Linked DNA regions of Homo sapiens: regions 1 and 2 are each linked to region 3. A link is a contact called in ENCODE Hi-C or POLR2A ChIA-PET data. All regions are on one chromosome and are shown on one strand. The core of a region is the stretch at or near the end of the contact, and the rest is flanking DNA. Distances in the headings are between cores, read along the strand shown. Region 1 holds the start of TMTC1 (transmembrane O-mannosyltransferase targeting cadherins 1). Region 2 overlaps TMTC1 (transmembrane O-mannosyltransferase targeting cadherins 1). Region 3 overlaps TMTC1 (transmembrane O-mannosyltransferase targeting cadherins 1).

Region 1 (3,993 bases), core at 468-2,967, 74 kb after region 3:
CATTCTCTTCAAAGTCAAATATGTAATTTTCTCACTCTCCTTAAAAACATTAAACTTTCAGTGGAAGACGTAAGTCAAAAGCCCATGAATTGTTGCCGATTGCTATGGTTTCCTTTTCTGAGTCATCAGAGACACCTGTCAAGAGGCCTCAGCCTCTCATCCAGAGCAGGCTTTTCAAGCTGCCAACCCAGTCTCAAATAATCATTACCATAAACACGGGTTCCTATTACACCCGTTGCAAAAAGGCTTAAAACGCCGATAATAGCGCACCAATATTATTTCAACAGTTTTGACCGGCGCGTTAAAATGAACTTCAATGCTGAGCCACATTATAAAGGGTTGAGTCAAGCTCCTGATTGTGTAAGATAGCATTTCCCTTAAATGAGCACTTCTCTTCTTTCCTCAGAAGCTAGGCTTCTTTTCAAATTAAAGAAAATACTCCACCCCTCAAAAACCTGGCATATTCTCGGTTCCCTTTACGCTTATTCACACCAGAAACGCTGAATCATGACTCCGAGGTTGTAAAAGAAAAACTATTTCGGCTGGGGCCCCAGGGTCCCTGGAGAAGCCTAGGCTCTGCGTTACCTCTCTCTGCACCTTCTAAAGTCTAGATCCAGAGAAGTCTGGCAGATTGGAGAGCCTCTGGGAGCAGCCAAGGGTGCAAGGCGGGGGCTGGGGGGCTCGGGAGAGTTTTCTGCTCCCTCTCCTGAACCCACGCAGCCCTGTCAGCTCAAGGCTCCCGCCTCGTCTCATCTGAACGAAACCCTTAAGGGGCTGATACACTTCTCATCTGCAAAGCTGCCCAACAGCCTCCGAGAAATTCTCTACTTGGAAGCATCGCCACCACCGCCACCCCTCCGGAACCCTCTGGGTCCGCGCTAGTCCCACTTGGTCACGATCCGGCAGGCGAAGGGGTGCGGAGGCGGTTTCACCAGCCCGCTCCCAGCCCTGCCTCGAGAGAGAAGCCCGCTGAGAGGGCAGACAGTTGAGAAACTCGATCCCAACTCCCCAGCCGGCGCCTCCCGAACCGCCCCGAGAGCCCAGATTAGCCGGGCAGTGGATCCCGGAGCAAAGTGCCATGCACATCCTGGAGAGGAGGGAGGCGTGGAGGGAAAGGGCGGCAAAAATGAAATGCCCCCAAGTCAGTCCCGCAACTTCTCCCGGTCCGAGGGACGGGCGGAGGGTAGAGGAGGCAGCGGCGGCTAGCGCGAGGTGAGGGACTCACTTGAAGGTGAGGACGCAGAGCGGCCGGTAGGACTTGTGGCTGGTGTTCTCGGCCATGCCCTTGCCCCAGAAGTCGTTGGTGAAGATGCCCCAGCGGAGCGGGGCGCCGGGCCGCACGTCGGGGTTGTTCACGATCGCCCACACGTCGTCGTGCACGAACTCGCCCTGCAGGGAGCGGCCGTAGCACAGGCAGCTTGCCCCGGCCAGCAGCGCCGCGGCCCCGGCCGGCGCTAGCCCGCAGCCCCGCCGCCGGGAGGGTGTGCGGTCCCCGCCGCCGCCTCGGGCAGAGGTGGTCACCACCATCGCGCCGCCGCCGCCGCTGCTGCCCTGGCCTCTCCCGGGCGTCTGGCATCCTCCCCTACCGGGGCCCCGGCGGCGCGCGGCGTCTGCCCGGAGGGGGGCTCGGGCATGGTGCTGCGGCAGCTGGACCCGCCGCGAGCTCCCCGCGCTCCGCCGCCGCCTGCGCCGCGGAGTTGGCCCAGCTGCAAATAAACAGCAGTCCCCCCGCCTCCCCCGGCCATCGCCACCTCCTCCGCCCCACTGCGCATGCCCGCTCGCTCTCTCTTCCACCGCCCCCCAATCCCGGGACGCGGGCCGGTTCCCCCGCACAGCCCGGCGCCCTCTGCCCCCGGCCCGCCTTGCTTGCAGGTGGACCGGGGTTCGCGGCGCGCGGCTGCCCGGGAGCTGCGGGGAAGGACACCCCAGGTTCCCACTTGCGGTGTCCGGCTGTGCTCACCCCCACGCCCCCGCCCCCATCCTTCTCCCCCGAATGGGGCTGGGAAGGGGCACATCTGGCGGACCCCTCCCGGGGGACCCAGGAGGGTTTAGCAGGTGCGCAGTCTGGAACCCCCACACCCACCTTCCAGGGAGAAAAGTGCCGCTGCTTCCCGGGAAGTTCCCGGCTTTTCAGCACCCGGGACAACAGCAGCGGCGCCCGGAGAGACGCTCTCCACCCGCCCCGCGCTCGCGTCCAGTCGCCGGCTCTGTGCTCTCCTGCCCGGGCTTTCTCTCACCCGCCCGGCGCGGCGTCCCGCTTGGCGGAGGAACCCGCGGGGATAGGGAGCACCTTCCTCAAAGCCAGGAGAAGGGGTCTCCCTGGACAAGGACATCCTGCTCGCCCTGCCCGGGTGTGTTCAGAGGCGCCACCGGCTCTTTAACTTTACAGCCCCTTTCTTGGCCCGCACTTACAAAAAGTACCAGGTTCGAGTTTTGGTTTGGGCCTGGGAGCCGAATTGTCTTCTGAAACATTTCTTATTTTATTGTTTGCTCAAGATAATTTGGGAGATGCCAAGCAAACTACTTTTTCTATCTAGCTGGATCACTTGGGTCTCATTATTTCCTGGGCTGTGGGCGTGTTTGAACAGGGCGGGGAAGAAGGTGGGGATGGGGGGATGGGGAGGTGGGGGCGATTTGTATTAGGGCCTCTGGCTTTGGCTCCTAAACTTCCTGTCTTTCTGAAAGATTGTTTTCTTTTTTAAAATACTAATTTTAATAATATGTCCCAGAGTGATGATTACTAGAATTTCTCCAGGTCTGAAAATTCTATTTGTTCTTTCAGGCACCTTCTAAATTTCCATTGCTGAGTGTTAGAAGTTATCAGGAATTTGACACATCCAGATAGAAAAACTGAAAATAAAAAGTCACCCTTTTATTCTCATCCTCCCCAAACCCTTAAAAAGCTCACCGACATAATCCAGAAATTGTTCCTCTGCTATGAGTATTTGTGTGGCTCTTTACTATAACAACTTACTTTTTAAAAAATTTTAAGACATCTGAGCAGTTGAAAAGTCAATGAATTAAGATAAACTTATTGTAACTCAAAGTACGTTTCACCCATTTTCACTTTGTTTATTTGGTGACTTGAAATTAGTGACTGAGAAATGAAACTGGAAGTCCTGGACATGGATGTTTTCATTCTTCCATCAAAATCTTTCACGCTTGGTAACCTTAATATACCGACTTTAATATCTAGACACACCTGAGTCTATTTCCCCGTATAACACACTACAGCCTTTCCTATTCACCTATTAACTTAATAAAAATATATTAAGGAGATTCTTTGTGCTACAATGTGCTAAGTATAGGATTGGAAGACCCAAAGCTGCTCGTGTGTGTGCGTCTGTATGTGTGTGTGGTTAACACCATAAAAGTCTAGCTTTCTAAGTTAACAGCTGATTGGGATAGTGAAATTATCTTTGCTGAAATCATAGTTGAGGTAATAGGTCAATGTATCAATCCTTACCTATAATTAACGGAGGCTTTCTAGAGAGAACGTCTTAACCCAAAAGAGTGACTCTAGGCCAGGTGCAATGGCTCACACCCGCAATCCCAGCACTTTGGGAGGCCAAGGCAGGAGCGTTGCTTGAGGCCAGGAGTTCAAGACTGGCCTGGGCTACAGAGTGAGACCCTGCCTCAAAAAAGAAAAGAAAAGAGTGGCCTCTAATAGTAGATTTTTATAGAAAGAAAGTCTTTTTTCCTTCCTCAAATTATCCTTAAGTCATCCTTTTCCAAGGAAGAGCTCTGGCTACCCCCTTCTTCTCGGAGTTGTTTTCTTTTTTAGATGGAAACAGTATCAGAGTGCTCCATGACCATGGAGAGTAGTGCAGGACTTGGGACTGAGACTCCAAAGAGATCATAAAAAGAAGAGATAAAGGAAACCTGAAAGTAGGATTCCTGGTTACCTAATCTTTCCTCTAGGTTCAGTGGCATCTTTATTCTATTTTGCTCAGATGACAAATTTGAGATTGACTTAAAATAGTGAAATGCTTC
Region 2 (4,430 bases), core at 1,894-4,393, 69 kb before region 3:
GCTTTACATAAAAAAGTTATTGCTCATAGGATCTTTCTTTTACTTTTGCCTACAAAATCTTTTATCATTTTATAAATACAGGACATTGGGTCCACTGTACACACTCACCTCCTCTTAGGAAGGCCATTTGCCACCTGTCAATATGCCACTGGTGAGGAGCACCCCACCCGGCCCAGACTCTACTGATACCGCTGACATGGGAGGCGGGCAGGGAAGTGCTGGGTAGAGAAGGGCGGGGTCCCTGGCTAGGGCTCTACCCTCAGGCTTGGGCTCACGGACCTAAGTGAGAACAGGCACTCCTGTTTTCGTGCCCAAATGTTGCATTTTCCAAAACCCCTCTGGCCCACCATGACCCCCATCTTGTGCCCATAAAACCCTGAGACCCTAGCGGGCACAGATACAAGTGGCTGGACATCGAGAGGAGCAGAAGAGCTGAAGAGCACGCCGACAGACCCCAGCAGACACTGGCAGGACATTGATGGCTGAATGACATGGAATTCAGCTGAGGGTGATCGGCTGGACTCTAGGGAAAGACTACCTTCCCACTCCATCTCCCTTCTGGATCCCCATCCAACTCACTGAGAGCTACTTCTACCACTCAATAAAACCTTGCACCCATCCTCCAAGCCCACGTGTGATCTGATTTTTCTGGTACACTAGGGCAAGAACTCAGGATACAGAAAGCCCTCTGTCCTGGTGATAAGGCTGAGGGTCTAATTGAGCTGATTAACACAAGCCGCCTGCAGACGGCAAAGCTGAAAGAGCACACGGTAACACACACCCACTGGTGCTTCAGCAGCTGTAAACACTCAACCCTAGATGCTGCCAGGGGGTTGGAGCCAAAGACTCTCCCCATGACCGGCTGGTCTGCATGCTTCGGCTAAGGGTTTGAGCAGCAGGGCACCGAAGAATCGAGCCACTCCCCCATCACACACCCTGCCAGGGGGATAAGGGAACTCCTCCCGTTTCACCACTAGGTTTTGGTGATCTGTCCTGCTCCCTCCCAGGCTGCTGCCTGTTTTCATCCTCATAACTCCTGAATTACCATTGATGTTTCAAAGGGTCTCCACCTCACTGGGCCCCAGCCATGACAGGCCTACACAGGCATTACCTGGTAATTACTGTCTTTAGCATCTTCTTCCCCTGCCCATAACCTTCTCCAGAACTATCCAAAGAAAGCTACTTCCTGCACTACCCTCCTCAATACACAGGGAAACTTCACTTGAATTCATTAAACATTGAATAATTATCCCGTACGCCTTCCTAGGTGCTAAAGGGTAGTATGATCTAGCCTCTGCCTTCCACAACAGCATTTTCGCTGCATTGCTGGTGAGAACACACACACATTACATAGTTGAGAACAGTGTAATATTAATATCAAACTTCAATGGAGTTCTAAGAAATGATAGATTAATGAGAAATGGAAGATGAAGGGAAGACATCCTAGAATCTCCACAGAATTTAAGTAGGTGGAGAGATGGGAGATAGTCCAGGCAGGGCCACCCAAGAGTAATAGCTTCAAATTGTAAATAAACATGACATTTTTAAAGAACAGTTATGAGTACAGGATTAGACATGTATAATATAAAAATGATAAAAATTACTACCAGTAGAAAGTCTAAAATAAAATATCATGTCAAATGTCAGTGAGGATGAGCAATTAGAACTTTGAAATCCTACTATAAATTGATTAAACCACTTTGCAGAACTGTAGGCAGTTTCATGAAAGCAAAATAAATGCATATTTCATGAACTAGCAATTCCACTCCTAAGCAATTCCACCCAACAGCATTGGACACAAGTGTTTACCAAAAGACATTTAGAAGATTGTTCATAGCAGGACTTTTCTTAATAGCGCCAAACTGGAGACAACTCACATATCCATCTACAATAAAATGCATACATACATTATGGAATATCCATGTGATGGAAATCAATTCAGCAATGAGAATGAATGCAACAACATGGAGGAACCTCACAATGGTAATGTGGAACAAGCACAGAAGACACAAAAGAAAAGGAAATCAAGAAAAACCATCTATAGACAACGATATATGACTGGAAGCAGGACCTGAGCTCCAGGAAACAAGGCTGGTACTAGAAAGCCACAGGCAATCCCCCAGTGGAATGGATCATGTAAAAGCCAGCAAAGTAGAAGGTGCTAGATAAGTGCTATGCCCCCATGGGGCATTCCGGGGCCGAGACCCATCAGTAGTCCTGAACACTTGCTGCTTCAGCACCTGGGACCCATAGAGATAGTGAGACTATTTCCAAACACCCGATGAAAGAAGAAAAGAGAGCCAAGCAACTCCGACAAGCTTCTCATTGTGTTCTGTTAAAGTTCCTCTGGCTTACAAGGATGAATGGTCCAATTAACCGAGCTCAATTAAAGGCGGAGACTATTTTTAAAATTCCCAGAAGAGACGTATGGTGAGATCACGGCAGACAGGAGGCAGGAACAGATGCAGCTGTGGACAGAGCAGCGAGGGGGGGCTCACATTGTGAATTTTAGCTCCAGATTGATTGCAAGAACAAATCAGCAATCCCAAGAGGACCCACAGACCCTCTTAAGGACCCAGGAGACCCCCCACAAAACTGTGAATGCCCCAACAGTGGAAGTGGGAAAGGGAGACCCTCCTCTCCCAAACACGTCCCCCACAACTGGAGAAGCTGAAGGTCTGTTTGTGGGAGAAGTTTCTGACTTTACCTGGAGCTGAGTCAATTTGGAGAGCCAAGTGAAATACTGGGGTAGAGGAAGCAGCAGAAAGGCCCTGGGAGCTCGCGGGCTCCCCTGGCAGGCCGTTCCTGCCTGGAACCACAGGGATCCAATGGGAGAGAAGCAGGGGATAAAACTACACAGAGAGAAGGAAATCTCTAGCTGAACTTTGTAACAGTTTGAACGGGGTGAGAAGCCTCCTGGCCAGAACTCGGGGGAGGGTGCAAATCTGATGTGCAGACTCCACAGGCTAGGGAAGAACCAAGCCCTTTTCTTATGCAGCTGGGAGGCAGACAGCCTCATATCGCTTACGGTCTGGGGGTTGTTGAGGGGGGCATGGTGGGAGTGAGACCAGCCCTTCGGTTTGTGTGGGAGCTGGGTGAGGCCTGTGACTGCCGGCTTTCCCCGGCTTCCCTGACAACCTGCATGACTCAGCAGAGGCAGCCGTAATCCTCCTACATACACAATTCCAGTGACCTAGGAATCTCACTCCCAGCCCCCACAGCAGCCACAGCAAGACCCGCCCAAGGAGGGTCTGAGCTCAGATATGCCCAGCCCTACCCCCACCTGATGGTCCTTCCCTACCCATCCTGGTAGCAAAAGACAAAGGGCATATACTCTTGGGAGTTCTAGGGCCCTGCCCACCATCGGTCCCTCCCTATACTAGCACAGATGAAGCTCTCTGGAAAGCACCACCTCCTGGTAGGAGGCCAACCAGCACAAAAATAGAGCATTAAACCACCAAAGCTAAGAACCCTCATGGAGTCCATTGCACACCCCAGCCACCTCCACTGGAACAGACACTAGTATCCATGGCTGAGAGACCCATAGACGGTTCATATCACAGGACTCTGTAGACAACCCCTGGTACTAGCCCAGAGCCCAGTAGATTCAATGGGTGGCTAGATCCAGAAGAGAGACAATAATCACTGCAGTTTGGCTCACAGGAAGCCACATCCATAGGAAATGGGGGAGAGTACTTCATCAAGGGAACACACCGTGGGACAAAAGAATCTGAACAACAGCCTTCAGCCCTAGACCTTCCCTCTGACAGCACCTACCCAAATGAGAAGGAACCAGAAAACCGACCCTGATAATATGACAAAACAAGGCTCTTCAATACCCCCCCAAAAAAATCACACTAGTTCACCAGCAATGGATCCAAACCAAGAAGAAATCCCTGATTTACCTGGAGAAGAATTCAGGAGGTTAGTTATTAAACTAATCAGGGAGGGACCAGAGAAAGGCAAAGCCCAATGCAAGGAAATCCAAAATATGATACAAGAAGTGAAGGGAGAAATATTCAAGGAAATAGCTTAAGAAAAAGCAATCAAAACTTCAGGAAACTTTGGATACATGTTTAGAAATGTGAAATGCCTTGGAAGTTCTCAGCAATATAATTGAACAAGTAGAAGAAGAAATTCAGAGCTCAAAGACAAGGTCTTCGAATTAATCCAATCCAACAAAGACAAAGAAAAAAGAATAAGAAAATATGAACAAAGCCTCCAAGAAGTCTAGGATTATGTTAAATGACCAAACCTAAGAATAATCAGTGTTCCTGAGGAAGAAGAGGATTCTAAAAGCTTGGAAAACATATTTGGGGGAATAATCGAGGAAAACTTGCCTGTCCTTGCTAGAGATCTAGACATCCAAACACAAGAAGCACAAAGAACACCGGGAAATTCATCACAAAAAGATCTTTGCCTAGGCACGT
Region 3 (4,338 bases), core at 649-3,148:
GAGCAAATGTCTCTTATAATAGACACCAAAAGTCAGAGGAACAAATAATTTGTCGAAGTCACTTCAGAGATCATCCAAAACACTAGCTCTTAACCACTGAGCCCCCTTTGAAAATCTAAAAACAAACCAATATTGCACACAATGGAATTCTCTAAAGCCCATTGACTCCCAGTTTTAAAGTATTTTACCCATAAAGCCCACTTCAGGACAGAGCCACAATGCACATTTCCAAACAGTGCTTCAGGATACCCAAAGTCAACACCAACTGCTGACTGGCAGGTCCTTGGGAAAACTTGCGTTTGTTAAATACATTCTAAAGACAAGATATTTTCCATGCCAGAAGCACACACAAACCCAAATATCAACCTAGAATGTACCGTCTTGAGCCCTTAGGCTAACCTGTTTTTATATAATAGGAGATAGAGCCTCTGCAACAAGAGAGATTCCCAAAGTTTGAAGCTTTGCAGTTGAAATGAGCATCTAAAATCAAGGGCCAAGTCCCAACAAAATTTCGTCTCGATTTTCTTCTGAGAAAATGAAGTAATTTCTTATTCTCCTAAACATAGGAGTATAAGAAAATATTGTTTTGTCAAGAGAATATCCTTTCAGACTAGTTCTACAACGAGAGAAAAATCACCAAGAAAGGATATTGAACAAGAGTCAAATGCCAAGATGAAGAATATATTTTTAAATACTGTTTTTGTTTATTTTTGCACTATATATCAGAAAACAAAATACTCTATTCCATCTATAACACACTCAAAAAGCAAGTATAATAAGAGGCAATTAAATTTCAATATTTGGAGAAAAGTTTCAGAGATTGGCAACAGTGTTGCAGTGGGGTGATGTTGTCAGACTGCCTGGATTCAAATGCTGACATCACCAGGTGTGACCTTAAGCTAATGGCATTTGGCTTCTCAGAGCCTCAGCCAGTCTTCTGCAAAATGGAAATAATAAAAATTTTAACAACAACTTCATAGGGCTGTGTGTATATTAAGTGAGATAATTCACTTAAAAAAGCTTCAGAGCAATACCCAGAGAGCTAAGAAAAACAAAACAATACATTGGGTAAGAAAGTGAAAAGGAAGAAAAGAAAAAATATTTCCACATTAACACAAATAAGAAAGAACAATACATTTCCATGTTCCACTTTTAAAATACAAGTACATTCAGATAAAAATTTTGAAAAAAAAAATTCACAGATTTTCTAAATAAACAGAAAAAACTGGAAAAGAAATCAGAAAAAAATCCCACTTCCATAAGCCTCTCTCTCTTTTCTCTGGCCTTCTTTCCTGGGTAGGAACAAGATGCCAGATGGTAATGCACCAATCACAACTTGACAACACTTTTCTAGATATGCCTCTGCTTTCCAAAATGTGTTTAAAATTTGTTTAATGCCTTTATATTTACAGGTGTTTTAAAAGGCTTTTAATAATTCGTCTTACTCTTTACTGTGCACTAACCTGTAGGATAGGTTTCTTGAGGTTGCTATAGGAGTTTAACTATAGAGATGAAAACAGGGAAAAGCCTAAAGTGCTTTCCAATCGCAGAACATGAGTCTCACCATCATTTGAGAGAAAATAAAGCCGAGAGAAAATCCATAGCACATGGGAGGCAAACACCTTGCCAAAAAGTGAAATGACCAGCCAAAGTTAGGTTGTTCTGATACTGCTATACCCTGTTAGACTCACTGGTAATGGGTCTCTATCTGTCTCTAGTCAAACAATCAGTACGTAGAGTCTATTTCTGTTTTCTCGTTTGTTTCCCTCTTTTCTACTGAACAGCGTTCTTTAATCAAGCAGCTGCCACAATCTAACTGGCTTTCAGACTGAGCTACTCCAAACACAGCCTGAACCACTTTGCCGGGGTCTGCAGGAAATCTCCAGGCCTGTTAGGACACAGCAGATCTTTTGTAAGTCACTTTGGCTGCTCTTGCTCCCAGCTGCATGCCAATTAGTCTGCAGGCTGCTCTTTCCTTGCAGCCATTGGAACCACACTCCTATTTCAGGGATCTCTCAGGAAACATGTGGCTGAGAAACCAAATAAGGCGGATGCCTAGTATTTGTCATCAACCTAGATCACAAATGTCCTTGTCATGATCTACCTGAACCTTTAGAAGATGATTTTTAAAGAAGGATATATATATATAAAATATATATATCCTTATATATAATATATATAAAATATTGTATATAATGTATATATATTTATATTTATTATACTTATAATTTTTTATATTTATATTTATATTTTTATATTTATGTTATAATTTTTATATTTATATTATTTTTATATTTATATATTTATAATTTTATATATTTATAAATATGTATTTATAATTTTATATATTATTAAACGTATTTATATTTATAATCTATTTATATTATATATTTATATTAATAATAAATATATTAATACATAATGTATTTATATATAATATAATGTTTATATAATATAAATATATTAATAATATATAAATATATTAATTATATTATTATAAATTATATTATTAATATATAAATATATTAATAATATATAAATATATATAAATATATTAATAATATATAAATATATATATAAATATATTAATAATATATAAATATATATATATTTTTTCCCCCTCAGAGCAGGGTCTCACTCTATCACCCAGGCTGGAGTGCAGTGGTGCAATCATAGCTCACTGCAGCCTCAAACTCCATGGTTCAAACGATCCTCTTGTCTCGACCTCCCAAGTAGCTAGGACTATGGGCATGCACCACCATGCCTGGGTATTTATTATTTTTGTAGAGACAGGGTCTCACTGTGTGCCCAGGCTGGTCTCAAACTCCTGGCCTCAAGCAATCCTTCTGCCTCAGATTCCCAAAATACTGGGATTATCCACTTGAGCCACTGCACAGGGCTACAGTTAATGTTTTTAACAGGTAAGAAAGAAAATGTATTCAGGAACAAGTTTCATGTGATAATTTGGAAAGGGAGACTATAAGGGATTATTAAAGTAAAACAGTCTCTATGAGTTCAAATTTTGCTTTTAGCACTTTGCTTTCCTTTCCTCTTAGACATATTGATTTATACTGTGTACATTATCCTCCATGTGCCAAAACCAAAAATTAAGGATGCTGACCTAGGACGGGTGTTGGTGTCATTGGTTAAACTCAGACCGTAAAACTGCAGCTGGCACTACATTTCTAACATTGTTATAACAAAGTGAGGAGGACTGAACAGTTGAAGCAGATGTTGGAGATGTTCAGGGATTTGGGGCCCAGAGGCAGGACTTTAAAAAGCTGCTGAAATTCCTCATCCAATTAATTGGCAAAGAGCTCTGAGAGTCACTTTAAAGAGCAACCCTGGCTGGGTGTGGTGGCTCATGCCTGTAATCCCAGCACTTTGGGGGGCCAAGGCAGGCAGATCATGAGGTCAGGAGATCGAGACCATCCTGGCTAACACAGTGAAACCCCGTCTCTACTAAAAATACAAAAAAAATTAGCCGAGCATGGTGGTGAGTGCCTGTAGTCCCAACTACTCGGGAGGCTGAGGCAGGAGAATGGCGTGAACCCAGGAGGCAGAGCTTGCAGTGAGCCCAGATCGTGCCACTGCACTCCAGCCTGGGAGACAGAGCAAGACTCCATCTCAAAAAAAAAAAAAAAAAAAAAAAAAAAAAGAGCAACCCAGCATCAGCAGGTCATCTTTGGGAAGCTCTTCATCAGGGGACACTGCTCTCCAGCTCTCCAATATAACGCAAACTTCCCCTCAACTACATCCGATGTGGAAGAAAGTTCCCCAAATTAACCAGCCTGCTCACTTCAGGGTGTTTATCTTACATTATGTTGAACAACCACTAACACTGTGGTCGTATATGTGTGCAAACCACTTTTTATGTAAAACACTCATTAAAATATTCAAATGTTCAAACAGGCTAACACCTCAAGAAAACATCTAACCACAACATGTGCTGTCTTAATAAGAATTAATTATTTTCCCAATCTATCACCTTCCATTTACCAATGCAGCAATTACCAAACAACAGTGTTAAAGGTCCCTTTACGCTAAAATATTACTGAGAAAAGAATTTGTAAGTGTATGATATCTAAGAGAAAAGTTTTTAAAAATTTATTAATGCATTAAAATAATCTATTGTCTATTAAAACATTTTATTTTAAAAATCTATATTTCTTAAAATGAAGAAAATTAGTGAAAAGAATATAATTTTAAAGAATATTTTTGAAAATCTCTTTAAATATCTGGCTTAATCCAGGAGAATAGAAGCTGAATTCCCATATTTCCTTCTACATTCAATCTGCTGCTATATGTTATTCTAGTTGAAGTATATGAGGAAAATCT

What was found. A loop is a pair of places that touch in the nucleus more often than their neighbours do. ChIA-PET counts read pairs that join two places held with the same protein, here RNA polymerase II (POLR2A). Pooled maps may share reads with other maps.
Region 1: a loop to region 3 is called in a map of tibial artery, with 5 times the contacts of the local background. The contact joins the promoter of TMTC1 here to the enhancer-like site in region 3. A Hi-C loop is called at or near these places in 9 of 168 maps with a recorded cell type or tissue (GM12878, MCF 10A, ascending aorta and 6 more), 3 of 37 single-sample maps with no recorded cell type and 14 of 50 pooled maps. POLR2A ChIA-PET finds 5 or more read pairs at or near these places in 1 of 52 experiments (GM12878).
Region 2: a loop to region 3 is called in a map of aorta, with 2.3 times the contacts of the local background. The contact joins two enhancer-like sites. A Hi-C loop is called at or near these places in 3 of 168 maps with a recorded cell type or tissue (aorta, breast epithelium and left ventricle myocardium superior) and 2 of 50 pooled maps. POLR2A ChIA-PET finds 5 or more read pairs at or near these places in 4 of 52 experiments (MCF 10A, PC-3, Panc1 and 1 more).

What each region holds. Positions count from the first base shown.
Region 1 is chr12:29,782,225-29,786,217 of GRCh38, forward strand. TMTC1 (transmembrane O-mannosyltransferase targeting cadherins 1) reads right to left here and starts at 1,718. Exons shown (of 18, transcript NM_001193451.2): 1 at 1,226-1,718. The coding sequence starts at 1,527.
Region 2 is chr12:29,637,853-29,642,282 of GRCh38, forward strand. The region is part of intron 5 of TMTC1 (transmembrane O-mannosyltransferase targeting cadherins 1); the gene reads right to left. Among named protein-coding and RNA genes, the nearest start is that of OVCH1, 140 kb to the left of the region's middle. RefSeq lists an enhancer at 2,311-2,861. Within about 2 kb of position 3,144, at least 15 of the 41 ENCODE cell types and tissues checked have a DNase peak (open chromatin) inside an H3K27ac peak, as active enhancers do.
Region 3 is chr12:29,708,378-29,712,715 of GRCh38, forward strand. All of the region lies in intron 5 of TMTC1 (transmembrane O-mannosyltransferase targeting cadherins 1), which reads right to left. Among named protein-coding and RNA genes, the nearest start is that of TMTC1, 73 kb to the right of the region's middle. RefSeq lists an enhancer at 1,652-2,196. Within about 2 kb of position 1,899, at least 10 of the 41 ENCODE cell types and tissues checked have a DNase peak (open chromatin) inside an H3K27ac peak, as active enhancers do; they include ascending aorta, gastrocnemius medialis, heart right ventricle and 1 more, where a contact is called at or near this core.